Linked DNA regions of Homo sapiens: regions 1, 2 and 4 are each linked to region 3. A link is a loop called in an ENCODE intact Hi-C map of the cell type or tissue named here. Cell type or tissue: IMR-90. All regions are shown on one strand. Each heading gives the region's core, and the rest is flanking DNA. Links, peaks and the distances in the headings are about the cores only.

Region 1 (8,319 bases), core at 1,897-5,896, 90 kb after region 3:
CTTGTTGATCTGTCTAATGTTGACAGTGGGGTGTTAAAGTCTCCCATTATTATTGTGTGGGAGTCTAAGTCTCTTTGTAGATCTCTAAGGACTTGCTTTATGAATCTGGGTGCTCCTGTATTGGGTGCATATATATTTAAAATAGTTAGCTCTTCTTGTTGAATTGATCCCTTTACCATTATGTAGTGGCCTTCCTTGTCTTTTTTGATCTTTGTTGGTTTAAAGTCTATTTTATCAGAGACTAGGATTGCAACCCCTGCCTTTTTTTGTTTTCCATTTGCTTGGTAGATCTTCCTCCATCCCTTTATTTTGAGTCTATGTGTGTCTCTGCACATGAGATGGATTTCCTGAATACAGCACACTGATGGGTCTTGACTCTTTATCCAATTTGCCAGTCTGTGTCTTTTAATTGGAGCATTTAGCCCATTTACATTTAAGGTTAATATTATTATGTGTGAATTTGATCCTGTCATTATGATGTTAGCTGGTTATTTTGCTCGCTAGTTGATGCAGTTTCTTCCTAGCATCGATGGTCTTTACAATTTGGCATGTTTTTGCAGTGGCTGGTACCAGTTGTTCCTTTCCATGTTTAGTGCTTCCTTTGGGAGCTCTTGTAGGGCAAGCCTGGTGGTGACAAAATCTCCCAGCATTTGCTTGTCTGTAAAGTATTTTATTTCTCCTTCACTTATGAAGCTTAGTTTGGCTGGATATGAAATTCTGGGTTGAAAATTCTTTTCTTTAAGAATGTTGAATATTGGCCCCCACTCTCTTCTGGCTTGTAGAGTTTCTGCCAAGAGATTTGCTGTTAGTCTGATGGGTTTCCTTTTGTGGGTAACCCGACCTTTCTCTCTGGCTGCCCTTAACATTTTTTCCGTCATTTCAACTTTGGTGAATCTGATAATTATGTGTCTTGGAGTTGCTCTTCTCGAGGAGTATCTTTGTGGTGTTCTCTGTATTTCCTGAATTTGAATGTTGGCCTGCCTTGCTAAGTTCGGGAAGTTCTCCTGGATAATATCCTGCAGAGTGTTTTCCAACTTGGTTCCATTCTCCCCGTCACTTTCAGGTACACCAATCAGACGTAGATTTGGTCTTTTCGCATAGTCCCTTATTTCTTGGAGGCTTTGTTCATTTCTTTTTACCCTTTTTTTTCTAAACTTCTCTTCTCGCTTCATTTCATTCATTTGATCTTTAATCACTGATACCCTTTCTTCCAGTTGATCGAATGGGCTACTGAAGCTTGTGCATTCGTCACGTAGTTCTTGTGCCGTAGTTTTCAACTCCATCAGGTCATTTAAGGACTTCTCTACACTGGTTATTCTAGTTAGCCATTCGTCTAATCTTTTTTCAAGGTTTTTAGCTTCTTTGCAATGGGTTTGAACATCTTCCTTTAGCTCGGAGAAGTTTGATCATCTGAAGCCTTCTTCTCTCAACTCATCAAAGTCATTCTCCATCCAGCTTTATTCCGTTGCTGGTGAGGAGCTGTGTTCCTTTGGAGGGGGAGAGGCGCTCTGATTTTTAGAATTTTCAGCTTTTCTGCTCTGTTTTTTCCTCATCTTTGTGGTTTTATCTACCTTTGGTCTTTGATGATGGTGACGTACAGATGGGGTTTTGGTGTGGATGTCCTTTCTGTTTGTTAGTTTTCCTTCTAACAGTCAGGACCCTCAGCTGCAGGTCTGTTGGAGTTTGCTGGAGGTCCACTCCAGACCCAGTTTGCCTGGGTATCAGCAGCGGAGGCTGCAGAACAGCAAATATTGCTGAACAGCAAATGTTCCTGCTTGATCATTCCTCTGGAAGCTTCGTCTCAGAGGGGTACCCGGCCGTGTGAGGTGTCAGTCTGCCCCTACTGGGGGGTGCCTCCCAATTAGGCTACTCGGGGGTCAGGGACCCACTTGAGGAGGCAGTCTGTCCGTTCTCAGATCTCAAACTCCATGCTGGGAGAACCACTACTCTCTTCAAAGCTGTCAGACAGGGACATTTAAGTCTGCAGAGGTTTCTGCTGCCTTTTGTTTGGCAATGTCCTGCCCCCAGAGGTGGAGTCTACTGAGGCAGGCCTCCTTGAGCTGAGGTGGGCTCCACCCAGTTCCAGCTTCCTGGCCACTTTGTTTACCTACTCAAAGCTTCAGCAATGGTGGGCGCCCCTCCCCCAGCCTCGCTGCTGCCTTGCAGATCAATCTCAGACTGCTGTGCTAGCAATGAACGAGGCTCTGTGAGTGTGGGAACCTCTGAGCCAGGCGCGGGATATAATCTCCTCGTGTGCCGTTTGCTAAGACCGTTGGAAAAGTACAGTATTAGGGTGGGAGTGATCCGATTTTCCAGGTGCCATCTGCCACCCCTTACCTTTGCTAGGAAAGAGAATCCCCTGACCCCTTGTGCTTCCTGGGTGAGGCGATGCCTCACCCTGCTTTGGCTCACACTCGGTGGGCTGCACCCACTGTCCTGCCCCTACTGTCCGACGAGCCCCAGTGAGATGATCCTAGTACCTCAGTTGGAAATGTGGAAATCACCCGTCTTCTGCGTCACTCACGCTGGGAGCTGTAGACTGGAGCTGTTCCTATTCGTCCATCTTGGAACTGCCCCCCCCATACACCTTTTTAAATGTATTTGTTTTATGGTTTTTTGTTGTTGTGAATGGGATGTTTATCCTCCCACCTTTTTCTAGCTGATTATCACTGATACATAAGGAAGTTACTTGTTTTCATTTGTTGATTTTTGTGGCTGGAAATTCTAATGAAAACATACTATCTTTGATACCTGCCACAATTTCGGGGTTTTCTACATACACATCACTCACAACATTTGTAAATAACATTTTTGCTGCTGCTTTCCAATAGCTGTACGTTTCTGTTTGTCCTCAGCTGATTCAATGGCTTGAACTTTCAAACTGTTGCTAAATAATAATAGAAAAGGCAAACATCCTTATTTGGCATGTTTCTGGTTTGACCTATGGTTTGAAAGAGTGCTAGTGTGTGTACTTGAGAGAAGAGAACATTCCAGGATAAAGAGTGGGCATATTCAAATTAACAAGAAAGGATTGAGAAAGTTATGTGTGGAAACAGGTTGTACAAAGCTGAAGCTCTGTGTGGAGGAGTTACAACATGAGTAGAGGTGGCTCCTCTGAGGAGAGTGAGATTAATCAGATATGATGGATAATTCAGGCATACTGTAGAGTGTGGTGTTGTAGAATCAGGTGAGCTAGGCGTGAGATCTTCATCAGTAAGATGGTGATATCTAAATCACAGGACTATGACTGAAATAATGTATGATCAAAGCACTTAGCCCAGTGCCTGGCACCCAGTAAACACTAAGCAGATGTCATGTATTATTATTATTATTATTGTCAGTATAATAAAATAATGTAGAGCTTGAAAGGGGAATTGAAAAAAACGGGTAATTGACATGATAAAAATGGTATGTATAAATAAAATCAGTTGCACATAGGATGTGTCAAAGCAAGAAAAACAAATAGACCAAAATTGATGGGAATCTGTGTGTTCAGCATTCTTTCATTAGTGAGTTTTGAGGGAGTCTCTGCTCCCCAAGGCTAGCCATTGGCCAGGCCACCAGGGGTCCCCATGATAATGCACAGCTAGTTGCTTGAGCATGGTTATGGTGATTCGTGCCCCCAACAGCCTTCCATGACCATATGTGATTATTAATGTGCTAGAATAGTTTATCTTGGTGTCTTGCACACATCATGATTTGTAATGTATATATTTAATAATTATAAAAGAAAGCAGTTATTTGCTTTCTTTAACATACATTATCTTCAAATTCCTAACTTAGTGATGATGCAATCATTCTTTTCACATGTGTATGTTTTTTTGTGTCTTGGGGAAGCTTTGAAATACTTGCTGATTTATGGAGAGTGAAAAGTGAACCAGACTTTCTCAGAACATTTAGAAAAACTCAGACACTCAAAAGCTAAAATCAAACAGTATTTGAAATGATTTATACAATTGCAGCCATAACTTTTTCCCACTTAAGCCAAAGTACGTCTAAACAATCCTTTCATACTGCTAAGTCCTTTAAATGGAAGCAATAGATGTCTATAAATCAAATGATAGTTTACATTTATTTCATAACCACTTTTTCTAACCCATTTTCCCTCTTAAAACTTAGTATGTCCTCTAAGAAGTTGAACACTCTGTCCTGATTGAATTTAAATGAACATGAATAAAGAAATACATTAAAATATTTTAGAGAATAATATGCTGCCACAGTTAGTTTAGAGAAGCACAGTACTGAAGGCAAGTAGAGTAACACTAGGTGCAGTGGAGTTTGCTTATTTGAAATAAGGTAATTCAGCTCTAAGCTCATCAGTAGTGAGTAATAAACATGATTACTGCAGTGGAGTCAATCTCAAACTAGTCTATTGGACTAATCCTTGGAATTCACAAAACACTCTAATCTTATTTTTTAATAACTTCTTATCTCAAAATAGTTTATGTTCGTAAGTTGCAAAGTACCTTTCACCCAGCTTCCCCAGTGATAACATTCTGTGTAACCATGTGTACCGTCAAACCCAGGAAATTAACTGTGGTACAATACTGTAACACAGTAATCTGAATTACTTTCACATCCTCTATTTGTTCATTATGATTACTTCAGAAATTCACTGTCTTTTATTTTCTAGGATGGTGCATCTCAGAATGGTTAGCAAAACATAGTTTATAAGTTTAACCTACAACCTATGACTCCTTTTGTTCTGTTTAGATGATAACCAGATTTTAAGTGCATCATGAAGACAGGAACAACAGAAGCAAGATCAGTAGAGACTTGCACATCACTGGGACTTGCCCTGCATTCTGATGCTACCATGTTAGAGAAACACAAATACTTTAAAGTGCTCAGAGTTGAGAGCCACAGCAGCCATTGCTGTGTTTATGGTCCACTTGCCCCATGGGTAAAGTCAGAATAAGCCACGAGATCACCCATCTTAAGCATTTTCACCTGCCTTTATATCCTTGACTTCTCTTTTTACTTTAGTAGCACTGATTTTTTAATCTGTCCTTGAACTGTTTACTCACTGGCGTTTAAGCATTTTGAGCAAACCTGCAGTAAGAAATGCATTTTACATTATGATCTATTGTACAGATACATGTATGTACATTTAGGTGTATATGTACATATATGTGGGAGTGAAACTGAAACAAAAGTACCACAAATCTAAAGTTACCCTCTGTGCTGTGCACTATATATTTTCTGTCCCATTTTCTTCTTTTTTTTTTTTAATGCAGGTCACAAGCTACTGTACAGATTTTACAAACCATTAGTAGATACTGGTGCACAGTTTGAAAAATCTCCATGTTAACTTATCCTGCCCAGTGATTTTGCTTATTCTACTTTCTTTCCCAAGTCAACCATAAAACCTTTTTCCGATAGAGATGTTTTAGAACTAAATTATTTAGAACACTAAAACCACAACTTTTATTTAATCCCACCACCACTTCTCCTCATGTGTGTTAATTCATTTGAATGACATCTTTCAGGATGGATGATATATACATGTACAAGACAGTGTGAAAAATGATACAATGCAGTGCTGTGAGAACACTATTATAAATAGAGAAGTGTTGAATTTTGCCTCGTGGAGTCAGAAATGACCATTAATCTGGGCTTAGTTGCTTCTGCTTCAGATTTTACCCTAGCTTAAGCCACAGTAGGGAGGAGGGAGTGAGGAACAGGTAAGGTATGATAGAAAGTGGTTAGAGAATATATTAGTCCTGGTTGCTTGATGATAGGGAACTTGGAACAGAAGGGAGGGGCTGTTGTTTGGGGGTTGAAAATCAGACTGGGATCAAGTCCTGAAGAGTTCTTTATGTCTGCTCAGAGGCTTATATATGACTGGGGAGGGAATAGGGAGGCCTTAGAGGTTTGAAGTTTGTAAGCAGAGAAGTGACATGAGCAGATATAAGCTGCAGGCAAAAAGTTAAGGTTTCAGTATGGGTGATAGATGGGGGGTACAGAGATTGAAGGCAGGGAGAAAACAATCTATCCAAGAAATAGATGAAAACAAATAGAAAAATACAGTGAATATGACCATATACTTAAAAACATCTGTTTTTTAATCTGCTGGAATGATCTACATCATTTTGATAACATTTTATTCTTCTCTCAGCAACACATTTACCAAAAAAAATTCTTTTAAATATTTTATCCAGAGTTTAGTTGTTTCATTCAGGACTGTTGGAAATAGCAGACCCATTATGCTGATGAAACAGAAGTTCCTCCATTTGATTTATCTCTTCTTCCTGTGTTTTTGCTTTATTCTTGGAGATTGCCTTGATTTTATCCTCCTGCTCTTCCCACTGTTTTTGGTTTGGTTTTTGTTTTTGTTTTGGCAAGGATATTTTTATTTCTGGTAGCTGCTGCCTGTTCTTGTCTTCATTTTCCACAGCATTTTGGTTTTGTTTAATGAATGTAACTTTTTTTGGTAAGTAAAACATATATGCACATAGACCCTACGTACCCCAAAGGCCTTACAGTTTAGGCAAGAGGTGATGAGGATCTAAACCTGGGCATTGAGGATGAGTATGGAAGGGAAAAACTACAAGGAATATATTGAGATAAAATTATCAGGACTTCAGGATTGATTGGCAGTAACTGCGGATAAGGAATCAAGAGTCAATGCTGATCCCCAGCCTAAAAAGAGCACCTAGAAAAAGCCCACAGCTGACATTATACTCAGGGTGAAAGACTGAAAGCTTTCCTCTGAGATGGGAATAAGACAGCAATGTCTGCCATTGCCCCTTCTATTCAATATTGTACTGGTGGTTTTCACCATAGGAATTTGTCAAGAAAAAAATTAAAAGCATTCATATTACAAGGAAGAAATAAAATTATCTCTCTGCAGATGACATGCATGATCTTGTATATAGAAAATCCTAAGGAATACACACACACACACACACACACACACACACACACACACACACACACAGAGAACTGATAGGCTGGGTGCAGTGACTCATGCTTGTAATCCCAGCATTTTGGGAGACCAAGGCAGGTGGATCATTTGAGGCCAGGAGTTCAAGACCAGCCTGGTCAACATGGCAAAACCCCCCTGTCTCTACTAAAAATACAAAAAATTAGCCGGGCATGGTGGTGTGCACCTGTAATCCCAGCTACCAGGGAGGCTGAGGCAGGAGAATTGCTTGAACCTGGGAGGCAGAGGCCGCAGTGAGCCGAGCTCATCCCATTGCACTTCAGCCTGGGCAACAAGAGCAAAACTCCATCTCAAAAAAAAAAAAAAAAAAAAAAAAAAAGAACTGATAAACCAGTTCAGCAGGGTTGCATGGTATGAGATCAATATGCAAAAATTGTTTTTCTGTATTCTAGCAATAAACAACCTAAAAATTAAATTAAGAAGACCGTTCTATTTACAATAGCATCTGGAAGAGTAAAATACTTAGGAATAAATTTAGCAAAAGAAATTCAAGACTTGTAAAGTATAAACTGTAAAACATTATTGAAAGAAAGAAGACCTAAATAAATGGAAAGATGTCTCATGTTCATGGATTGTAAGACTTACTATTGTTAAAGATGGCAATACACCCCAAATTGACCTACAGATTTAACACAATCTCTATCAAAACCTCAGCTGCTTTTTTTTATAGAAAATGACAAATCTAATAAAATTTCTCACGGAAATGTGGGAGACCCAGAATAGCCAAAACAATCTTGAAAAGGAACAAAGCTAGAGGGCTCACACTTCCCAATTGAAGCAGTTACTACAGAGCTACAGTAATCAAGACTGTGTGGTGCTGGCATAAGGATAAACATACAGGTCAATGGAATACAACTGAGATTCCAGAAAAAAAAAAGCCATACATTTATGTTCAGTTGACAACTAATTGGGGAAAGAATTGTCCTTTCGAAGAATGGTGCTGGGAAAACTGGATCTCCACATGCAAAAGAATGAAATTGGACTCCTACCTTGTACTATATACAAAAATTAACTCAAAATAGATCAAAGACCTAAATTTAAGAGTTAAAACTGGAATATTCCTAGAAGAAAACATAGGATTACATACACATTTATGACCTTGGATTAGGCAATGGCTTCTTAGATACATCACCTAAAGCATAAACAACCAAAGAAACAGAAGATTTTTTTTATTTTAATGGGGACAAATTTTTTAATTTTAATGAGTTCAAATTTGTATCCAAAGAACACTACCATGAAAGTGAAATAACCCACAGAATGGGAGAATATGTATCTGATCAGAGTTTAATCTTTAGAAAAGCAACCCATTTTAAAGTGAGCAAAGGGTTTGAAGAGATATTTCTCCAAGGAAGATACAAAAATGACAAATTAGC
Region 2 (6,008 bases), core at 2,009-6,008, 73 kb after region 3:
CGAGGTGGGCGGATTGCCTGAGCTTAGGAGTTCGAAACCAGCCTGGGCAACATGGTGAAACCCTGTCTCTACTAAAATACAAAAAAAAAAAATCAGCTGCGCGTGGTGGTACATGCCTGTAGTCTCAGCTACTGGGGAGGCTGAGGCAGGAGAATCGTTTGAACCTGGGAGGTGGCAGTTGCAGTGAGCCGAAATCACACCACTGCACCCCAGCTTGGGCGACAGAGCAAGACTCTGTCAAAAAAAAAAAAAAAAAAAAAAACCAAAAAAATTATTCTAATTTACCCTAGAGAGGGGATGAGGGATGTATTATATGTATTAATCCATTCTCACGTTGCTACAAATAAATACCTGAGACTGGGTAATTTATACGGAAAAGAGGTTTAATTGGCTCGTGGTTTTTGCAGGCTGTACAGGAAGCATAACACTGGCATCTGCTCAGCTTCTGGGAAGGCCTCAGGAAGTTTACACTCATGGCAGAAGGCAAAGGGGGAGAGTGGTGTCTTACATGATGGCAGCAGGAGCAAGAGAGAGAGAGGGTAGGTGCCACATACTTTTAAACAACCCGATCTTACAAGAAATCACTATTGTGTCAACAGCACCAACGGGGATAGTGTTAAACCATGAGAATCCACCCCAATGATCCAATCCCCTCCTACCAGGCCCTATCTCCAATGTTGTGGATTACAATTTGACATGAGATTTGGGCCAAGACACATATCTAGACTATATCGGGGGATTTATATAATCTATAAACATTGGTTACCTGTCCATCTTTTTGAGTAGGTGTGTGCTGCAGACTTATTGGGGACATAATCAGATATACCTGATTTGCTGCAGTATACTCAAGGTGTATTAGTTGAGAAAGGTTGCTGCTACTGGAGACTGGTTTCTATTCAGACTAATTTCTATTAAGTCTAATTATGTAGAAGTGATATATATTTCATATTAAGTATAATTTTCTATGTGTAACAAACTGTTTTTAGAAAAAAACTGCCAAAAATTGTGCTGAATTTAGTCAGACACTCCAAAGAGCAAACACACTTTTGTTTTTTAGCATAAAGAAAACTATTTCAAATCCCAATTAAAATAGTTGTACAATAATTTGCTTTTTGTATTTATATTGTGATAACTACAAATTTTTAATAATTGATATAATGTATATGTATGTGTTATCTTTTTATTAAGTGCCTACTACGTGCTACCACATGGTCTAAGCAATGGATGTAACAGTAAATAAAGTAGACCAGAATCCTTGCTCTCATGGAGCCTGTATTCGAAATAGCCTTTTAGATGTGTATTTGCTAACCAATTCATCATTATATCTGGCTGTCCTGTCAGACATCTCGTTATTAAGCAAAATAGTTCTCAAGCCTATCAAATTGCTTTGAGTTGTGAGCAGAGAGACTGAGCATAAAAGATGAAAAGATTGAGACATTCTGATGCGTATACAACTAATACCGAGGCTATATTGGGATCCTCGTTTTTAATTTCCAGAGGGAGGCTCCTTCCCTGAAACATTAATGAGAAAAAGGTACCTTTTGTGTTTTTGTAGGGCTCTTGCATTCTTCCTCACTCTTGATGATGTGGCAACCTACACCTATTTGTTGTGCATCAGCAAGCTTTCCTGGAGGCTAAAGAAACAAGATGACCAGGCAGAATAGAGGAGTGCTTTAGAGGTTCACGGCAGCCAGCAGACAGACCTGGGTGTTTGGTGCTTGCTAGTTTGGGAGGTGGTGATAAAAGAGAAGGAGTGGGAATGACACCCACTGTTTTAATAAAATGAGCCATCTGTGGGGGTGGGGATGACGTTCAGAAACAGAGTACAGGAGGGGTGGTAGCTGCTTCATGCAGTGAGGAGTGCATGGGTGATGAATTTCATTTGATGTGACTGTAGAATATCCAAGTGGAGATGAACAGTGTTGGGCCAGTGGGTCCACAGCCCAGGAGACAGAGCAAGGTGGGAGCTCTGTAGATTTGGGAGTCATTAGTCTAGTGAAGGTACTAACTGTGGGAAGGGGCAGCAGGGAACAGGGAGAGTTTGCTGTGTAGGATGAGGGGAAATTGAGGAGATTACCCAGAGGTGTGTCCGTCAAAGGGCACAGACTGGGTCAGCCAGTGTGGTTGGCATGATGTTCTCATTGGAACAGCCTTTTCTCAAGTACCAGCAAAACCCAAAATTTTTAACATTTTCTTTTCAGTTTCTACTGCTATAATCACAACAATATAATGCTCTGCTCCTTTCTATTATTTTAGGGTTACATTGGCTGTATAGTGGCTTGAAACATCACTTATAGAACATTTGTTTTGGATGTGTGTTGTGAGTTCCCAAGTAACAGAATAGTGAATGAACTTTTAGCATATAACTTATGTGTAATTTGAGGGCTTCCCATGTTAAGATTGCTTGATTTCTAGAGAAGATTCTTAAGCTGACACTGCTGTTACCATGATTATGTATGCAAAGGAAAGTAACCACTGTACCAGCTTGGAGATGGAGTGCAGCTAGTGGTGAACCCTGTTGTTTACATAGTGTGCTCATCCGGATTAACTTTCAAACATGCCTCTTAACCATGTGGAAAGATGAGAATAGGGAGATGAAATCAATATAATGGAAGAGTGCAGAGAGATTTTGAGAGTACTGTTACATTTACTACGTGGAGTTTTTTTGTTTTTTTTTTTTAGTAGTCCCAAAAAGAAGAAAAATTTAAAACCTACCATGAGAAAATGGCATTGTTATGCACAATTTTGGTGTTAATGCTTTAATATATTATTACTACTAGAGTTTCTTTTCTTTCCTGTTCTCTCATTCCCTTGATAGTCAATTTTTGTTTGTTTGGTTTTTTTTTGAGATGGAGTCTCGCTCTGTTGCCAAAGCTGTAGTGCAGTGGAACGATGCCAGCTTACTGCAACCTCTGCCTCCCCGGTTCAAGCAATTCTCATGCCTCAGCCTCCCCAGTAGCTGGGATTACAGGCATGCACCACCGCCCTGATAATTTTTGTATTTTTGGTAGAGATGTGGTTTCGCCATATTGGCCAGGCTGGTCTTGAACTCCTGGCCTCAAGTTATCCGCCCACCTCGGCCTCCCAAAGTGCTGGAATTACAGGCGTGACTCACTGCATCCTGCCGATAGTCAATTTTTAAGAGCTTCTTTGTTCGATATATAGAGCATACATGTATATACATATACACACACACATATATATATAATATATGAAGATAGGTGACATTTAAACACTCAAGCATATTAACAATTGTGTGTGTATATGTATGACAGGGTCTTGCTCCATCACTTAGGCTGGAGTGCATTGGCATGATTATGGCTCATTGCAGCCTTAACCTCAAGGCTCAACTGACCCTCCTGTCTCGGTTTCCCAGGTAGCTAGGACTACAGGCGCTCATCACCACACCCCACTCCCAGCTTTTTTTTTTTTTTTGGTAGAGATGAGGTTTCACTATGTTTCACAGGCTAGTCTTAAACTCCTGGCCTCAAGTGGTCCTCCTACCTCAGCTTCTCAAATGTTTTTGTGTTTTTAATTTTAACTGTATATCTTAAAGCTGTTCATGGGTGACTTTACAACTTTATTTCAGTTGTTAATATAAAAGTGTAGCACCACGTATTGACCTCATGTAGCATCAAGTATATAATGATTTTACCTTAAAAGCGTTAATTTTAGAATAGTTGATAAGACATGAAGATAAGAAAATAATTATCCATTAAGTGATTTCTGTCATCTAGATTAAAATGTCAATCAGATTGTTCCCATTAGTTATTTTTAAACTAAGACAGGTAAGTAACCGTGATCATATGGGGAGTCCTTATACAGAAATCTTAGGGTTGCTTTGGACCTTGGCTATTTTTATCCCACACTTGTTCAGATGTTGGTTGAAAGAATGGCATAAGGGTCTGTTTTTAAATGTATAAACAAATATATTGTCTATTAAACAATAGGACTGGAGCCCCAGGCGGGTTAAATATTTACTGCTCTCTCTCCAGAGTATTCAATTTAAACTATTTGGTAAAAATGCTTATTCCTCCTATTCTTTTTTTTTTTCTTCGCCCTGGGGAAGAAGTTTCCTCCTATTCTTATGCCCCAGCTCTCCTGCAAATGGAAAGTCTCTTCCATGAGGTGAAGTTAGTGCCTGGGCTGAGCTAGCTTGGAATATTTGATGTTGCTAAGCAAACATCAGGTTAAAGAAAACAATATTTATTTTTGTTTTTATCTTAAATACGAAGAAAGACCATATGGTGCATATCTAGAAACACCTAAGTGGTTAATTGCATGTTAAATTTCTTTCCTCTTTGCCTGCATAAACAACTGAAAAAATATTTACTTTCTGTGTCATGCTAGGTTTATTTATGACTTTGTAACTAAAACACAGAAGTGTTATAAATTGAAACTTTAATCTCATGATTGACTCATTTTCTAAAAATTTATATGGTTTCAGTTTGTGGGACAGCTGCAACTCTAGATTTCAGTGATTTAAAACATGAGGAAATTATGACTACCCGGTTGTTTTTTTAATATGGTCCTTTGAGCCAAATCACCAACTTTCATTTTTGTCTTGGTTTTCATGAATAATGCTGCCCTTTTTTTCTTCTCGGCCTGCAATTTGACAAGCTAGATATAAGGAACTAAAAATCCAGGCTATTAGTAGAAGTTATTTCTTTACCAGGTAAACTTTTGTATCTTAAATGATGCACATGTGTCTTTTAGATTTAGGCTGTTTCTATTTCAGGAAGCGTTTTCTCTGGTAATTTTCTGAGGTAAGTCCCGTTTTTACTCACAAGGAATGAGAGCCGGACACAGGGACCATTGTGATGCCTCTTTACCTTTATGCCTTATCACCAACAGGGAGTTAAGGCAGCGTTAGCAATATGAGGAAGGCTCCAGTTGAGTGTTGTTAATTTTTAATTTTAATTTTATGTTGAGTAAGTAATACATATGCATGATTAAAAAATCACAGGGTGTCAAAAGCTTTACAATACAGTCTCCCTCCTCCTCAGGTCCCTTTCTCTGGAGGCAGCCTGGGGTACTATATCACACTGATTTGAAGATGAATTACCTCGGTTCAACATAAATTTAAAGACATAAAATCTGCAGTTCTCAGTCACTTCCTCCTCTTAATATTCTTCTTGCCTTTTCTCATGGATAGAGCAGCTCTAGACTGGACTCACAGTCTTCCCCTAATGAGCGTCCTAGGAAGTATCTGCTATACAACTCTCAAATCCACACAACATTAGTGAGGTCTTTTCTAAATACAGATTTGAGTGTGACGTCCCTTCCCTTAAAACCCTCAATGGCTTCCATTGATCTTAAGCTAAAGGCCAGAGTCCTTTGCCCACTTGCAAGTTCCTGCGTGGTCTGGTCACCCAAGCTTCCTCCAGCAGGACACAGCCTGCTTCCTTTGGCACTGGAGTCTTGGCACTTGTTTCTGCTGCCTGGAGTGCTCTCTTTCTGCTCCCTTTGCCTTCTGCTTGAACCATCATTTCTCCAGACCTGGCCAGCCTCTGTTACAGTCTCCCAGGGCTGGGGTCCTTCCCTTAAGATGGGTCATCTCAGTTTATAATGTATTGATGCCATTTGATTCATTTCTATCTTCCCAACTGGAGTGAACCTCAAAGAACAGCATGGCTCATTTCTGATTTGTTTATTGTTTTCCCAGGGCCCTGAACAGTTAGTAGTATGTACCCAATAAATATTTACTGAGAAATGTTTTTACATTTTTATTGAGATATAATGTACATAAAGTACACAAATCTTAATTTATAGCTCCATGAACTTCTGGAAATATGTTTGCCTGTGGAACCACCACCCAGATCAAAATATATACATCTGCAGTTATCCAGAAGGCTCTTGCGACCCCCTTTAAAGTTAACCACTAGTTTTGCCTGTTTTGACCTTCATGTAGGTGGCATCATACAGAAATCCTCTTTTGTGTCTAATGACTTTTATACAACATGTCTGTGAGATCCACTGTCTTGTTGCATGTTTTAGTAATCTGTTCC
Region 3 (8,319 bases), core at 2,208-6,207:
TGCTAGTAGAGAATCCATGTGAATAGTTTTAATGTATCCTTATGAAGGGTGCTTTTGAAATTTTGCTGACAAATAGTATATGTTCAGTTTCACCAGCATAGACATTGCCGCTTTTATCTAACATATGATTACAGTGTAGCTCCTCTTTCCCCGGGAGCAGCTCCCAGGGAACCCCTCAATATTGAATATGCAACTAAAGTAAACCTGCTCAGTTTTTCCCTTGTAACTTCCATGTTTGTTCTCAGAGGTGCTCCACTAGGACAGGATATAAAGTAGACATGTTCCATTTTTCAAAAGAGAGACCATGAAATAAACCCACCAACAAAATCTATAAATCATCAAAGCCTATGTTCTTTCCAGTTGGTTTCTTATTTATTTATTATTATTATTATTTTTTGAGACAGAGTTTCACTCTTGTTTCCCAGGCTGGAGTGCAATTGGGCAATCTTGGCTCACCGCAACCTCCGCCTCCCGGGTTCAAGCGATTCTTCTGCCTCAGCCTCCTGAGTAGCTGGGATTACAGGCATGTGCCACCACGCCCAGCTAATTTTGTATTTTTGGTAGAGACGGGGTTTCTCCATGTTGGTCAGGCTGGTCTCGAACTCCCGACCTCAGGTGATCCACCTGCCTCAGCCTCCCAAAGTTCTGGGATTATAGGCGTGAGCCACTGCACCCGGCCTTAATTTTTAAGGTCTCATACAAATATAACTTATAAGTTTAAATGTAATAGAAATGTTTATTTTTAACATTATTTAATAACACAGAAATTTCATAGAATTTTTCAAGAGTTCAGATTATTGTACATTTCATTGTTACCACAGAATGATGAAGTGATATGCCTGGCAGATCATTGAAGTTGGCATGAACTCAGTTTTGATTTTTCCAGAGGTTTTATCAGTAGATAAAATCTTCAAAGTAGTTAATTTTATCACATTTTTTTTTTCAAAGTAAAAGTTTTGAAGACAATTTTGGAACTGTAATGTGATTTCAAAATCTTGTTCATCTTTTTTGTTATTCCACTTGTTACCATTAGGTGGTGATAAATGGCCATATCAAACAAAATAAGCAAAGAGAAATCTGGACTGTAAGGAAATGGGAGTCTCCTAAAACTTTTTTCCATGAAATTTGAATTTTCTATATTGAAATTCTGGGGATATTGATATATACTCAATTTTTTCAGCATCTTATCAAGCATGCCTCTACATCATCTATGTTTATCTTTAAAAAGTATATTAGTATTGTGGCTTAATCATTTTTTAGGAGCATAGAACAGTTTAGAACTTGTTAATTGCTATCTCCTCTCCCAGAAAGATTTGTGTACACTTTCACCTGAAGCCCAACATGAGCCCAGTGCGGAGCCTGTCTAGTTTTTTGGTAACCAGTAACTGAAAATTCATATGCAGAGCCTGTCTAGTTTTTGAGTAACCAATAACTGAAAATTCATCTGCAGAGCCTGTCTAGTTTTTGAGTAGCCAATAACTGAAAATTCAGCCCTTCTCCTCCAGTCAGCCTAATTATGTGGTTTCTAGTTTATATTTAATCTTAGAGCATTTATGGCAACCCCTTTGCTAATACACGTTTTCTCAGGTTATTGTGTATTACAAAGATATGACTGCAAGATTAAACCTAAGCAGATGTGTCCGCACCATCCACGTCCTCATCACTGACCATTTGAAGGCCTGGCAGGAGCAAGGACCATGTGCCACATGGCAGGGACACAGAGTAGAAGAAAGGACCATGCCCTGGGGTTCCAGTCTGCTTCTTAGACTTCACTGTATCATTCTGTAGCAGCTCAAGCACATGCAAAATCAGAACTTTATTCCCCCCTGAGACAGGGTCTCGCTTTGTTGCCCAGGTTGCAGTGGTGTGATCGTAGCTCACTGAAGCCTTACCTCCTGGGCTCAAGTGATCCTGCTGCCTCAGCCCCACATAGGGCTGGGACTGCAGGCGTGTGCTACCACACCCAAAATCAGAACTTTTAAAATGTGCTTCCCCCTTCTGGAGGCTCACTACACTTTTGCAAATAACTGTTTTTTTGTTTTTTGTTTTTTTTTGAGACAGAGTCTCCCTCTGTCTCACAGGCTGGAGTACAGTGGTGCGATCTCGGCTCATTGCAACCTCCGCCTCCTGGGTTCGAGCGATTCTCGTGCCTCAGCCTCTTGAGTAGCTGAGATTATAGGCACGTGCCACCACGCCCAGCTAATTTTTGTATTTTTAGTAGAGATGGGATTTCACCATGTTGGCCAGACTGGTCTCCAACCCCTGACCTCAAGTGATCTGCCCTCCTTGGCCTCCCAAAGTGCTGGGATTACAGGCGTGAGTCACTGCACCTGGCATGTGTTTTTCAATGTTGTTAATTTCAACAATTAGTTATATAACCTAGACATAAAATAGAACTAGAAGTTATGTAAATCTTAAAACATAGAAACATCAGAAAACCATAAGTATGATCTTTTTGTTAGAATATTAAATATCTGTTAAAAGTAAAATTAATATATTATTTATAATATAGTAACAATATATTCATTTTACTAAACTAATATTTTATTAAGTGATAATTCAACAATATATATGTTGATTTGACATATTTATATTTTGTTTATTAAATTGTGAAATATTAATTCAAAACGCCTTTAAATAACTTTTACTCCTCCTGCATACAGCGTAAAAGAGCAGTGGACCTCAATGTTAAAATCTTGGATTTGAGTAGTACATTTCTTATGGGAACCAATTTTCCCAACAAGATTGAGAAGCATCTCTTACCAGAACACATTCGTCGTAACTTTACATCTGCTGGGGATCATATCATAATTGATGGTCTCCACGCAGAATCACCAGATGACTTGGTATGTATGTTTCATTCTCTTTGTTGTTTAGGTCCCATTTGTGTGTTGCTACTGTTTTAACCCAAAATTCAGTGATAATATAATAGTATCCTTAAAAACTTTTTAGCATTACTAAGCCCTAAAAATTTAACTTGTGGAATTATTAATGCCATAAACACTTTAAAGAATGAAAATGATTTAATTACTTATATTTCATACAAGACTCCTTATTTTTAAAGTATGATTAATAACACCATTAACTGACATTCTAGACTACAGAGACTTTTAAATTCATGCAGCCTTACTTCTCCTGGTTAAGACGCTTTATAGCATAGAGATCCACGCACTGGGTAGAGGTTTGCCCCACCGTACCTCAGAACAGTACCCTAGAGCTGCAGTCAAGTATGCTATTGCATCCCATGCTATTTTATGACTCTGGAAGCTTTATGGCCTCGTGTAGACCATTGCTTTATTTTGAAAGCAGTGATCATCTGCAGATCAAGTGGTGAGCATGAGCCTGTGTTATTGTTGCATAGGACTGTGTGATGATATTTATAGCCTTCACCATTTACTTTTTAAACGTAGGTGCGAGAAGCTGCTTATAAAATTTTTCTTTATCCCAATGCTGGTCAATTGAAATGTTTAGAAGAATTGCTCAGCAGCAGAGATCTTCTGGCAAAGTTGGTGGGGTATTCCACGTTTTCTCACAGGGCTCTCCAAGGAACGATAGCTAAAAATCCAGGTAAGCCTGTTTATCCAACATTTAAGGGCAAAATAGGATTTTTATGAAACTGAGCTTTTGATTTTAAATAGCTGTAAATTAGTGTTCTATTTTTAATACATGTAGAGAACCATTTATTGAGATTTTCTATGTATTTTTATAGGAACCATTTTTAAATAGAGCTAATAATTTGGCATAATTCTGTCCAACCAAAGAATTTTATTTTATGTGAATGTTGAGAGTAAAATCATAACCTAAATTTTCATTTTGATGTTAGTCTAAATTGTTTTCATTTTAACACAGTTTCTGTGCTGAATTTGACAAATTGGTTAGAATTAGTGTAAGAGAATGAAAGATCAGTATGTTTACTGAGGTCAAGGTTAAATGTAGGTTAGGTCATATAAAAAACACACAGTCAGATAAGCCTCCTTTTCAGAGAGAAGAGTACTGCTTAGGAAGGTTTGTGCTAGGTGAGGTGTTACGGAAGTGTGTCGTTGGGTTTGTCATAAACTTGCCTTGTGCTATGTTGAGTTCCTTATGATTCATAATGTCTAAGAGAAAATGTTACACAATAATAATATAAATGTACATAATACGTTTTTTCAGAAGCATTTATTAACTTACAGTTGTAATTTAGGTGGTGAGTCAGGAGTAGGGTGGCCGTGATGATGGAGCTGCGTGAGACTCAAGGTCTTGGCAGTGAAGTTGCAAGACTTAGTGAGGGTGAGAGGGAGGAGGAGGCATTGTGGTGGGCCCCCTGGGTTTCTGGTTGTACATCTGGTTAGACATTCCACTCACCGACAGAGGGGACACTGGGGGCAGATCACAACCTGAATCCTCGCTTGTCTTTATTCCTTCTGTGCTTATCCCTTCTCACCCTAGCATGTTCCTCTCTTCTCCAAAGTTCTCTAAATGCACTCAATCTTACTTCTTACTCTTTCGTAAACAACTGTTTCCCTTGACCTGTCAGGGCTCTCGGTTAAGCTACAGGCGTGTCACGCTCATTGCGGCCTGGGTTCCCTTGCTCGTGTCACTCTCCTATGGAGAGCAGCTTTTCTTCCTGGTCTGCCTGTTAAAATCTTACCCCGTTTTTTTAGTGCTCAGCTCAAAACCCACCTCTTTCATGAAGCTGGTTAAACTTTTTCACTTTCCTTGGACTCCTTTGTCCCCGAACCCTTAAAACACTTACATTTTTTTTCATATAATCGAAGCTCCTAAACAGATATAATATGTATGTTATGTATTAAATGTGTGTTTTTAGTGTATGTTTTTTCTTTTTTTGTAAGTATCAGTTTGGTGAAAAGTATGTTTTTCTGTAGTCGCTGTTGTCAACAGTTTGATTATAATAGTACCATATTTTTATTTTATATTTATATAAAATAATAATATTAGAATATCATTCAGTGCTTATCCTGTTGTTATCTCATTTCCTTCCTCTGCAGCTTTGTGAGGTAGGTATTTGTATTCGTGTCACAGATAAGGAATCTAAGGTTAGGTTATATTGCTAAAATGTGGCAGAACTGAAGCCTAAACACATATGCTACATTTATGGTTTTCCACAGGCTGCTTGAGACCTAATGCCCTATGTTTTATATCATCTACATCCCCCTTTTGTTTATTAATTCAGCAAATATTTACTGATTGCCCACTGTATGTCAGATATTATTCTCGGTCAGGGAAATAAGTCAGTGTACAAAGCAGAAGAAAATTCCTATCCTTATGCAGTTTACATTCTTGGGAGCAAGGGAAGAACAGTAAAGAACGAAATAAGTAGATAAAGTATGTGGTATGTTATTAGTTAATACAAGCCATGGAGAAAACTGAACAGGGAAGGGGATAAGGTATGTGGGCATGTAGGCTGGTGTTGGAGTTTTAGAGAGCATTGTCGGAAGGCTCACTTAGAATGTGGAATGTGAGCGTGCTCTTGACAGACACAAGCATGAGGCTGTGGCTCTTGAGGGGAGAAAGGTTTCACGCAGAGTCACTATCAAGTGCTAAGGTCTTGAGGCAGAAAAATGCCTGCCACGTTTGAGGAGGGCAGAGTGGCTGAAGCGCAGCGTGTGCAAGGAGAGTGGCGAGAGGTGGGAACAGACTGACAAGGGGCGGCATTAAGTAGAGACTTGATGCAAGTGCAGCAGGTCACTGTGGGGGTTGGGGCAGAGGAGTGAGATGATCTGACTCCAGTGCTAATGGTGAGTCAGTGCTGCTGTTCCTGAGAGAAGACTGCAGCAGGGCCAGGGTAGAAGAGGGCCTGTTTAGATGCTGTTTTGCAGTAACCATGATGAGAAGTGTTGGCATCTTGACCAGGTGGTAGCAGGGAAGGTGGTAAGATGTGATCAGATTCTGGGTACAGAGTATTTGGAAGAGGGAGCCAACATTTTCGACCTAAGCAACTAGAAAGAGAGTGAGTTACTACTGTTAACTAAGATTGGGAGGACCGGAAACTTGGTTTGTTTCAAGTTAAGTTTGAGATACCAAATGAGGTTCAAGTGGTGAAGTTGGGTAGGCAGTTAGATGGAGTGTGGAGTTCTGAGCTTCATATGTAAGTCTGAACCTCTAAAATGAGATTCTGATACCACTAAGAGAGTGAACTTAAAGAACAAGTCCAAGGACTGCGCTCTGGGGCCTTCAAGTTTAAGAGGCCAGGCATGTGAGGAACTGCTAGTTAACGCTGCCAGATGTAACGGCCACTAAGGGAGGTGGAAAGTGATTACAGGGTGTGGTCCTGGAGGCCGCGCAGAAGGTCTGTCTACAGGAGAGGGGAGAGATCAGCTGACTCATGCTGTGGCCAGGTCAGATGTGAGGAGGGCTGGGCATGACCACTGGCTGTAGCAGCGTGGAGCTCACTGGACCTGCAGCACCCAGCTCCAGATTCCGTGACTGGCAGGTCACCCTTGTGCACTAAGTGCTTGGTGTGCTGATGTATTGGCAGGGGGCTGTTGTGCACATCATCACGTAAGATGTGCTCTGGGTCCTTGAGGATTTAAAGCTTAGTTGAGGAGCTGGATATATGCATATAAAAAGATAAATAATAATAGAGGTTGGCACGTTTTCGGTGTCGATGGAGTAGTACAGACAAAACAATGCCATGGGATTTAGGAGCTCGGGGCATTTGTCAGATGCATCTGTGGCTGTGGAAGGCGCCCTGAGGGAAATGAAACTGTCATGCACAGTGATGGAGTGAGTCCTCAGCAGAGCAGAAGGAAGACAGAGAGGCTGACTGAGGCTAAGGCGGGCATTCATGTGGCTAGTGAATGAGGAGGTAACTGCGGTGAGGCACTTAGTGGGGGGTTTCAAACTGAATCTTAATATGACAATTCTCTGGGGACACTAATTGAGGCAGGCCAGATGTGGTGTCTCATGCCTGTAATCTCAGCACTTTGGGAGGCTGAGGCAGGCAGATCACTTGAGGTCAGGAGTTCAAGAACAGCCTGGCCAACATGGTGAAACCCCATCTCTACTAAAAATACAAAAATTAATTGGGCGCGGTGGCGGGTGCCTGTAATCCCAGCTACTCAGGAAGCTGAGACAGGAGAATCGATTGAACCCTGGGAGGCAGAGGTTGCAGTGAGCCGAGATGGGACTTCTGCACTCCAGCCTGGGCAACAGAGCAAGACTCCATCTCAAAAAAAAAAAAAAATTAATTGAGGCAGATTCTTCACATGTAAAATGACTGGAAGAATAAGATGGGTGAATGTTAAAACACGGTTATTAAGAAATAAAACGTATACAAGCATACATAGGGATTCATTTGAAAACAGTTTGGTATGGTACCTGGAATATAATCCTAAAATGAGATTTCATTGTTGACTAAATAATGTCTTTGTTCCCCAAAAATTCCTATTGTTGTTTCATATGGCACATGAGCCAGTGTTTTCAGAATTCGTATACACAGGACTTGTTAAGTATTGACAGTGGCAAGAAACCTCATGGTTTGGGTTTAGGTTAACCACCATTATTTATTTCCTTAGTCTTTTATTTCACTCAAAAGGAGATAACTTAAATTGAAGAGAGGGCAGGAAACTTAAAACTGTATAAAAGATTATCTGGAAAATACAAACATAGTGTTTGTGGTGAACTAAAATACATATGAAAGCTCTGTACACATAAGTCAGTGATAAAAAGTGCTACATTCAGAAATACTTGCAAAACATTTCCTCTTGTGGGAAACGGTGATAATTCTACTGCACTGCCTTTATGGGTTTGTAAATTATGACAACTATGGCAGAAGTATTTTAATAAAAATACTTTAAAAATTCTATCAGAAGTTAATATTTATTTTTCTTATTTTGCTATTTTTTTCATATTTATCCTGAATAGATTATTCTACAGTTGTATATAACAATAAAATTGTTATCAAGAAAAACATTGATCTTAAAAAATTTATTTCAGGGAATTATACTTCTACACTGCACCTATTTTTATGAACAAAGCAGTCTAGATATCTCTTTAAAACTCTGAAAACGTCAGACATGTCTCAGAACTTTTTTTTCTTACACATATGAATAGATAGAAACACCTTGAAATTTTGTACTTTTTTCTTTAGCCTCCCATTAACTCTTTTTTTTTTTTTTTTTGAGATGGAGTCTCACTTTCTTGCCCAGGCTGGAGTACAGTGGCACAGTCTGGGCTCACTATAGTCTCTACCTCCTGGGTTCAAGCTATTCTCCTGCCTTAGCCTCCCAAGTAGCTGGGACTATAGGCATGCACCACCACGCCTGGCTAATTTTTGTATTTTTGGTAGAGACGGGGTTTCAGCCTGTTGGCCTTGCT
Region 4 (8,319 bases), core at 1,661-5,660, 190 kb after region 3:
ACACAGCTATTTCAGTCTTAAGTAGGAATAGCTAATGCCATTAGAAATTATGGAAAAAAGAATCCTCTCTCTTTATAGAACAAAAAATGAAACCTGCTTCAGAAGACCACCCATGGTTCTAGAGAAAGTGGTTTTGCTGATAACTTTTAAAAATTCAAGTCTTCTGGAGAGGTGAATTTCAAGCAGCCATAGATCACACTAATTCAAACGCCACTGGCCATTCATGACATGACCTACCCTTGGCCAGCTGACTCTCTGGAGTAGAAACCTTTCAACCCTCCGTTGGTTGAAGTGTGACATAACTAATGCTAGTGTGAACTGCTGCCTTGACTCAGCATAATTATATCCCTATAATTGCATACCAGGACTTACTGAAACTTGTTTGACATTATAGACAATTTTGAAACCTCTCAGACCACTGTTCACTTTCAAGACTGAATGATAAACTTAAGCTCTATTTACAGACCTTAGTCGGTGCCAAATTTGTTTTTAAAAAATGTAATTCCAGCAATTTGGGATTCCAGCAATCCGAAGTGGGCGGATCATTTGAGGTCAGGAGTTTGAGACTAGCCTGGCCAACATGGTGAAACCCCGTTTATACAAAAAAAAAAAAAAAAAAACCCCACAAAAATTAGCCGGGTGTGGTGGCATGTGCCTGTAATCCCAGCTATGCAGGAAGCTGAGGCAGGAGAATTGTGTGAACCTGGGAGGTGCACTCCAGTCTGGGTGACAGAGCAAGACTGTCTCAAAAAAATTAATTAATTAAATTAAATTTTAAAAAAAGAAATCAGACAATACCTTCTTAGTTTAAAATGGGACACATTCAGAATAAGTACCCAGTTGCAGAGACCTTAATAATAGTGGTAATAATGAAAATATGTCATTGTTATTACTGAGGGGTGACAGTGTGCTGGCAGCCCTTGCTCGCTCTCAGCGCCTCCTCAACCTCTGCGCCAAGTCTGGCCACCCTTGAGGAGCCCTTCAGCCTGCTGCTGTACTATGGGAGCCCCTCTCTGGGCTGGCAGAGGTCGGAGCCGGCTCCCTCTGCTTGCAGGGAGGTGTGGAGGGAGAGGTGTGGGCGGGAACAGGGGTTGTGCCCAGCACTTGTGGGCCAGTACGCGTTCTGGGTGGGCGTGGGCTTTGTGGGCCACACACTCGGAGCCGGCCCGCCGGCCTGAGCAGTGAGGGGCTTTGCACCAGGGCCAGCAGCTGCAGAGGGTGTGCCAGGTACCCCAGCCGGCGCTGTGCTCGAATTCTCGCAGGGCCTCAGCTGCCTCCCCGTGGGGCAGGGCTCAGGACCTGCAGCCCACCATACCTAAGCCTCCCCACAAGTGGACTCCTGTGCTGCGGGAGCCTCCCCTAGGAGCCCCGCCCCCTGCTCCATGGCGCCCAGTCCCATCCACCGCCCAAGGGCTGAGGAGTGCGGGTGCATGGCGTGGGACTGGCGCCTGCAGCCCCCGTGCGAGATCCATTAGGTGAAGCCAGCTGGGCTCCTGAGTCTGGTGGGGACTTGGAGAATCTTTATGTCTAGCTAAGGGATTGTAAATACACCAATCAGCACTCTGTGTCTAGCTCATGGTTTGTAAACACACCAATCAGCACCCTGTGTCTATTCAAGGTTTGTAAATGCACCAATCAGCACCCTGTGTCTAGCTAATCTGGTGGGGACTTGGAGAATCTTTATGTCTAGCTAGGGGACTGCAAATAAGACAACAATCAGCACCCAGTCAAAACGGACCAATCAGCTCTCTGTAAAATGGACCAATCAGCAGGGTGTGGGTGGGGCCAGATAAGGGAATAAAAGCAGGCTGCCCAAGCCAGCAGTGGCAACCTGCTCGGGTCCCCTTCCATGCTGTGGAAGTTTTGTTCTTTAGCTCTTTGCAATAAATCTTGCTGCTACTCTCTCTTTGGGCTCGCACTGCCTTTATGAGTGTAACACTCACTGGGAAGGTCTGCAGCTTCACTCCTGAGGCCAGTGAGACCACGAACCCACCGGGAGGAATGAACAACTCCAGACAGGAGGAACGAACAACTCCAGAGTGCCGCCTTAAGAGCTGTAACACCGTGAAGGTCAGCAGCTTCACTCCTGAAGCCAGAGAGACCATGAACCCACTAGAAGGAAGAAACTCCGAACACGTCCGAACATCAGAAGGAACAAACTCTGGACACGCCATCCTTAAGAACTGTAACACTCACCGCGAGGATCCGTGGCTTCATTCTTGAAGTCAGTGAGACCAAGAACCCACCAATTCCAGACACATTACTATAAAATAGTCCAGACCTCCTGGGAGAACCTTATTAGCTTTGAGTTATTTTTGTCAGAGAGTTGATGGATTTATGGTACCTATAAGCTAAACCAGTCTCCATGGACACCAGGAAAGTCCACATGCTCTGGGGGGGTTGGGGTGTGAGTGGGGGTGTCAGAGGGGGAAGAAGTCAATGTCCTTCCCTCAGAGAATCCAGTGTCAACAGCAGAAACTCACCTGCTGAGAAAGCAGGATGTAACTGTAACATTTTTTAAAGTTTTTTTTTTCCAGAAAGTTTAAAGTCCTCTCTCAAAATCTAATAATAGCCTTAAAAGCTTTACTGAGTAGAGGGAAGAAAAGGATTGCTGATCTGTGGAAGCCTCCACCTTCCTCTCTTTAGTCCTCCTCTGCAGGAGGACACCTGGCTGAGCTCCATCAAGGATACAAAACTTTCTCTTTAGTTCCTTCCCTCTTTGTGCCATAAAAGGGAAAAAATGAAGAGATCATGATAAGACCTTGATGCCAAAGCTTCTCAGGGGCCGCAGAGCACCTTCCACTAGCCCAATGCGCCTGGTTCTGTTCCCAGGCTATCCCTCACAGGTCACCAGTGAGGATTACAAATAGCCCTCCAAAAGCCTGAGGAGGCAGAGAGGGTTCCATCCCTCTCTGGAGCACATTTTTTAGTGACACAGCCTCATTATGTTGTCCAGGCTGGCCTCAAACTCCTAGGCACGCCTCAAACTCCTAGGCTCATGATCCTTCTGCCTCAGCCTCCTAGTATCTGGGACCACAGGCAGGAGCCGCTGCCTGTGCCGAGAGAGCAGAACTCTGCAAAACCCTCACACAGACTTCTGAAAAGAAAAAAACATGTCTGCATCCACAAAATCAGTCATTCTCTCACTGAACACATAAATAAGAATACCAGGTGATAATTTTATTCACAAATAAAAAAGGTATTACAAAACTAAGAAAATGATAATTTACACATTTATAAATTCCAGTATGCAAAATAGTAATGATGAAATCTAAATTGATATAAGCTACTATAAAGCAATGATGGTTTTCCTTTCTTTTTCTTACTAGCACAGACAATAGTGCTTAACCTAGGTAATAGCAATATTAACACATTATCTAAAGTAGAAAAATCTCTATTTAAAAATATATTCCATATACACAAAATTAGAAAATTCATGACTTTACTTGGTTGCTCTTGAAATCCTCCTCAGTCTTGTCAACGAGCTTCTGCAGCACAAGAAGCCACAGTGGTTATGCCCATTCAGCCACACGCATTACCCGACACAGCCCTCCTGACATCGGCACTCTAGCAGCTGAGTTTATTGAGTGCTATGGGATATTCCAACAAAGTGAAGTGCAAATTGCATTTTTTTCCTCAAATGTTTCCAAGGAGTGTAAAATATAACATTGTTGTATATTTCTAGAGTAGGTAGGGTAAAATGTCTTCATCTTGATAAAAGTTACCCAGGATTTACCAAATTCAGTAGCAAATGAAATCAATTTTCAACCCTAAGCACTTCTCTACTGATTGAAAATGATGTTTTGGGATTTTTGGCCAAAGTCTCATTCCCATCAGTCTGGCTTTCTCCAGCCAGTGTTTGTCCTTGAAGTTAATCAGGGCTCTACATATGGAAAATATATACAGGCTACACAAAGGAACACAGCCCTGCCTACTTTCATCATCTCTCTGTCATAACAGAAATGCAAACATCATCTCTCTGTCATAACAGAAATGCAAACAGACCAGATTTCAAACAGTGGCACGTATGTGAATCATGGTGAGGTCACGCGAGGAAACTACTTGCATTTTCATAGCCATTGTGTGGTCAAATCCTAAATATTTTACATGTCCAAAAGGCAATGTTCCTAAGAGTTCTTGACTACCAAAGGATCATTGGTTTATACTTAAAAAAAGAAGTAATACAGGAAAAGTCAATTAATTATGACTAGGCACTAGGTTGACATGACCGCTTGGGGCTACAATGAAACATTCTCATTTCCTATTTCAGGTGAGGGAATTGAGGTCATGAGATGTACCAGACACAGGCAAGCTAGTAAACACATATCAAAACCTAAAACTATGGAGAAACGGCCACAAGAAAGAGGGCTCATTAAATTTTACTAATCTGTCACAAACAGAGAAAACCATGGATAATACATGAGAAGATAAAAACATACTAGGAAAGACAGATACATTTTAATATTCAGTTTAAAAGTTAAAAGACAGTGACTTGGGCAGGGCAATTCCAAACCAAAATATCATAGTACCCTCGAACATACTGATGTTCAGAAGTCTAAAAAATATGCCCTGTTCAAGTAGGTCTTCTCCAGGGCATAAAGATTAAGAGTAAATGAACCATTCCCTGCTTTGTGACTGAACGGGGTTAATTTCTGTCTTAGCTCTAGAGACAATGCTAATGTGTAGATGGTAGGGGATGGAGCACTTTAATAGAAAGAAGCACCGTCCTCTTAAATCCAACACCGGATGGCTAAAGTAGGAGATGATGTGCTAACTAATCTTACACAATTGGAAGGAGCACGACAATGTCCTGGTCAAACTACACTAGGGCAGTTACAGCTGCTTCATCCAAACCCCTACAAATTGTGCATTTTCTTCTAGTCCTAACATGTGGTGTGTTCTCACGGAAGGCTACTTCAGTAGTAGGGGAACCTGATATGTTGTAATTTCTAAAGCCTTTAGTATAAGATACAATGCAAGTAAAAGGTCATTTATGTTTATAAATACCCTTTTTCTATAACCTTCTAAGCTCAGGCAGAGGGACAGATGCAACAAATGTTTCTATAGCAACTAATTTTCATATAAATATGCCAACCTTTGCATACAAGTCTCTACAATATGTGTTAATTCTGGGCAATGGGCTGCCCTTTCTCGACCACATTCCCTAGCCCAGGTGTTCTCCTGAGATCAGCGGGTGTTCATGAGACCGAGGCTGAGGTCAGAAGTGTGGATTCTGGAAAGAGCTATCCTCCTCTGTCTGATTCCTCTGATTCAGTAAACTTCATCTAATAAACCCAAGATTTAGGCAGGCAATATGAGGGCCATTCTAACCACCTATGCGAATCAGTTTAGATGATGAAAAAGTGTCCTTCTCAAATAGAAACACTCACTTTTGAACCCATTCTACATAAAAGCTAAGGTAATTTATCTGATATTTCATAGGCGGTATGAAATTATTTCTGGAAAGAAAAAGTATACTCTGGGTCTTCAGTCTTGTAAAACCACAATCACCATGAAAATAAGCATGAGGGCATTTCTGTTTCTTGTTATATGTCCACAATCTCATAGGCTGCCAGCTCAACCCATCCGTCTTTGAAGTCACTTTTGTGGCAGAGAAGCTTCTCATGTAGGAAAGATGCAGAGTATCATGAGTCGGCCTGGAGTCTTTTCTTGTTATTCATTGAGGTTTCAGCTTACAGCTGGTCTGGCTCAGAAGCAACTGGCTGAAAGGCTTCAAATGCCGTCAGTTTGGTTCAGATTTATTTTTGCCCCAGAAGCCATGCAAGGTCCAGACTGCTCAGTCCATAAGCCTAACAAAGGAGTACTCTTTGGGTTCCAGCACACGCTTCTACTGCAGAAAGAAGCAGGTTCTTTAAGCTTCCTAAAACAGCAACAGAAAGGAAGCTTTAGAAATAATGTCTTACAAGTTAAATCTGCTAAATTTCAATGGTAAAGAATTATTATGCATAACTTTTACTAGTAGTATACATGGATATAATAATAGCATATGGACAAGAAACTCATTCAATAGTATCCAAATATCCAGCTACCCATGTAATCTCAGGATAAAATAAATATTTTCATAACAATTCGTAGTCACCCAATAACTGCAGAGTACTTAAAAGATGATACCGTAACCCATAGCAATCATAATGTATTAACAACAATTCTTTTGTGGGCTTTCAACCTTATTCAAACATTTAAAGCTTCTTTCTTCTATACTGTGTTCCTTTAAAGCATTTGTAGGTAAATATTTTAGGATTCTGTATTTCCTTTCTTTCAAAGAACAAAGATGAATGAATAGTACCATTCTTTATCTGCCAACTTAGTCTTTGAATGTACTTCCATTAAACTATTAGAGAATGTTCAGAAATAGTTGGGAATAAGATTTCTCTTATAACAATCTCCCTAGCATACTCACAGTCCTTATCGGGAGAATATCCTCAGCAAAGTGTAGCCATTAGACGTGTCCTCATCACAAAGGGCACTGACGTCAATGCCGGGAAGGGGACAAGTGAAACCACTGAACATTAATTTCATGTATTAACCCTTCACTAACTTACCACTAATTTGGCATTGGTGACATACCAGGTTAAGTGTATGCAAAAAAATTATTCCTAGGTCTAAGGAGATTATTTAGAAGTAAAATCTTATGAAACACTTCCAATAACAGGAGATAGTTTTATCAAATATGTTGATTAACTGACATGATTATAATAACTACATGAACCCTTCTGTGGGAGGCAAATTATCCTCATTTTGCCAATAAGGAAAAAGTAGACATTTCAATAGATTGAAACACTAGAACCCAGGGTCCTCTCATATGTTTTCTAACCTTCTTTCTGTCTGTTCCTGTTGACATTTTAAATGTTGCATTAAAAACAACTTCAAGATATGCTTTTCCTGTAGGTAAACAGGCTGGCTTTGTTCTCTCAAATATCTCAGCAAAAAATGTTCCAAATATCTCAGTTTTGTTCCCTTCTGGAGAGATGTGTATAGGAAAAACTTGATTAAAATTGAGTCATACAAACTAAAGAAGGCTCTCACACCTATTTGCTTTATCTGGAACCATAACTATCATCAGATTATGGGTCATCTTAAATCACCCACAAGAAAACTAGTGTGTGGAAATGCAGGTTGTGTAAACAAATGCATCATGCGCTGAAATCATGGCCTTACACCACGTAAAGACAGAAGTGCTGTTTGGCCACAGCTGCTCCTTTTCCACCTCCCAGATGGACACATGTTGTTTTCCTGAGCTATGAACGAGCCCACATCATGGAGCCAAGCTAATTGAACACAAACCTGTGGAATGGATAAAATTAACAAGAAGCCCTGTGCTTTGGTTCATAATAGTGAGCTGCTGAAATCAAATTATTTTATTTTATTTTTTAAGAGACAGGGTCTTGCTTTGTTGCCCAGGCTGGAGTGCAGCGGCGTGATCCTAGCTCACTGCAGCCTCAAGCCTCAAACTCCTGGGCTCAAGTCATCTTCCTGCCTCAGCCTAAAATCAAATTCTTTATGAGATGTGAATGTGTCCTCTAGTTGGAAAATTAGCCTGTTGGGGGAAATGTGGGTTGGAATTTAGATTGGGAAAGAAAAACAGAAGCAAAACTACTTGAGTTAAACACTTGGTTGGACCTTGAAATAAAGAGGAGGACCAGGCCCCCAAAGGCCTGAAGTAGCTTAAGGTTCATTTGCTACATTTCACAGATTAGTAAGTGCAACTAAAGTTTTTTTTTTTTCCAGCATCTGGAAATGATTATCTCGTAAAATGGGCTCAAAATATTATTCACTATTATAGGGGAAAAATCAAAATGGTTTATATTTTAACGCTTCCTTTTTTAAATTCAATGTCATACTTAGATTTACCTAAATTAATCTAACAATTATAGGGCTACACATCTTGAAAAGTTAGTAAAAACCTTTCATTAATAAATTATTATACTGTGCAACTTGAGTGTAATATTTTCTCATCAGGTTCAGTTTAGATATAATTGTAACTTTCTTTTCATAATGATTTGAGTTGAAAGTGTATATAAATCATGAGAACTACCTTGCATGTCTTTGAAAAAGAGTTAGTAAGTCATGATATGCCAATCTCATCAACTAAAACATGTTTCTAAAATATCATGTTCATACAGCTGTGATGACAGTGCTTATCAATCCTGTCCCCGCCACACCACCAACATACACAGAAAAAAAGCAGGCAATGAGTTGGCTCCGGGATGACCTCGTATGAAGACGTTTCATTCCTTAGTCTTGGCAATTGACATCACAAACTTGGGTACAAGCTACAAAATTAAGGTGAGTGGTAAT

The links. Peaks named below come from ENCODE experiments on the same cell type or tissue, not always from the same donor. Only the 100,000 strongest peaks of a DNase experiment are listed, where the experiment ranks them.
Region 1: a loop joins it to region 3, with 5 times the contacts of the local background. A loop is called at or near these places in 4 of 110 quality-filtered maps.
Region 2: a loop joins it to region 3, with 2.3 times the contacts of the local background. A loop is called at or near these places in 4 of 110 quality-filtered maps.
Region 4: it touches region 3 in a loop (4-fold over the local background); 7 of 110 quality-filtered maps call a loop at or near these places.

The regions. Positions count from the first base shown.
Region 1 is chr13:23,773,731-23,782,049 of GRCh38, reverse strand. All of the region lies in intron 16 of MIPEP (mitochondrial intermediate peptidase), which reads left to right. Among named protein-coding and RNA genes, the nearest start is that of PCOTH, 110 kb to the left of the region's middle. RefSeq lists enhancers at 4,367-4,416, 5,197-5,246. In IMR-90, for the core only: a CTCF peak has its summit at 3,566 (motif pointing right); DNase peaks (open chromatin) are centred at 2,969 and 3,859; H3K27ac peaks cover 2,738 bases.
Region 2 is chr13:23,793,255-23,799,262 of GRCh38, reverse strand. All of the region lies in intron 16 of MIPEP (mitochondrial intermediate peptidase), which reads left to right. Among named protein-coding and RNA genes, the nearest start is that of PCOTH, 93 kb to the left of the region's middle. In IMR-90, for the core only: no CTCF peak of the experiment used is centred there; a DNase peak (open chromatin) is centred at 4,392; H3K27ac peaks cover 3,721 bases.
Region 3 is chr13:23,864,540-23,872,858 of GRCh38, reverse strand. It overlaps MIPEP (mitochondrial intermediate peptidase), which reads left to right. Exons shown (of 19, transcript NM_005932.4): 6 at 2,664-2,846; 7 at 3,411-3,567. Among named protein-coding and RNA genes, the nearest start is that of PCOTH, 20 kb to the left of the region's middle. RefSeq lists an enhancer at 6,599-6,738. In IMR-90, for the core only: no CTCF peak of the experiment used is centred there; DNase peaks (open chromatin) are centred at 4,188 and 5,718; H3K27ac peaks cover 2,619 bases.
Region 4 is chr13:23,670,934-23,679,252 of GRCh38, reverse strand. It overlaps TNFRSF19 (TNF receptor superfamily member 19), which reads right to left. Exons shown (of 10, transcript NM_148957.4): 10 at 3,160-5,881. The coding sequence ends at 5,873. Among named protein-coding and RNA genes, the nearest start is that of TNFRSF19, 100 kb to the right of the region's middle. In IMR-90, for the core only: no CTCF peak of the experiment used is centred there; DNase peaks (open chromatin) are centred at 4,002 and 4,872; H3K27ac peaks cover 3,804 bases.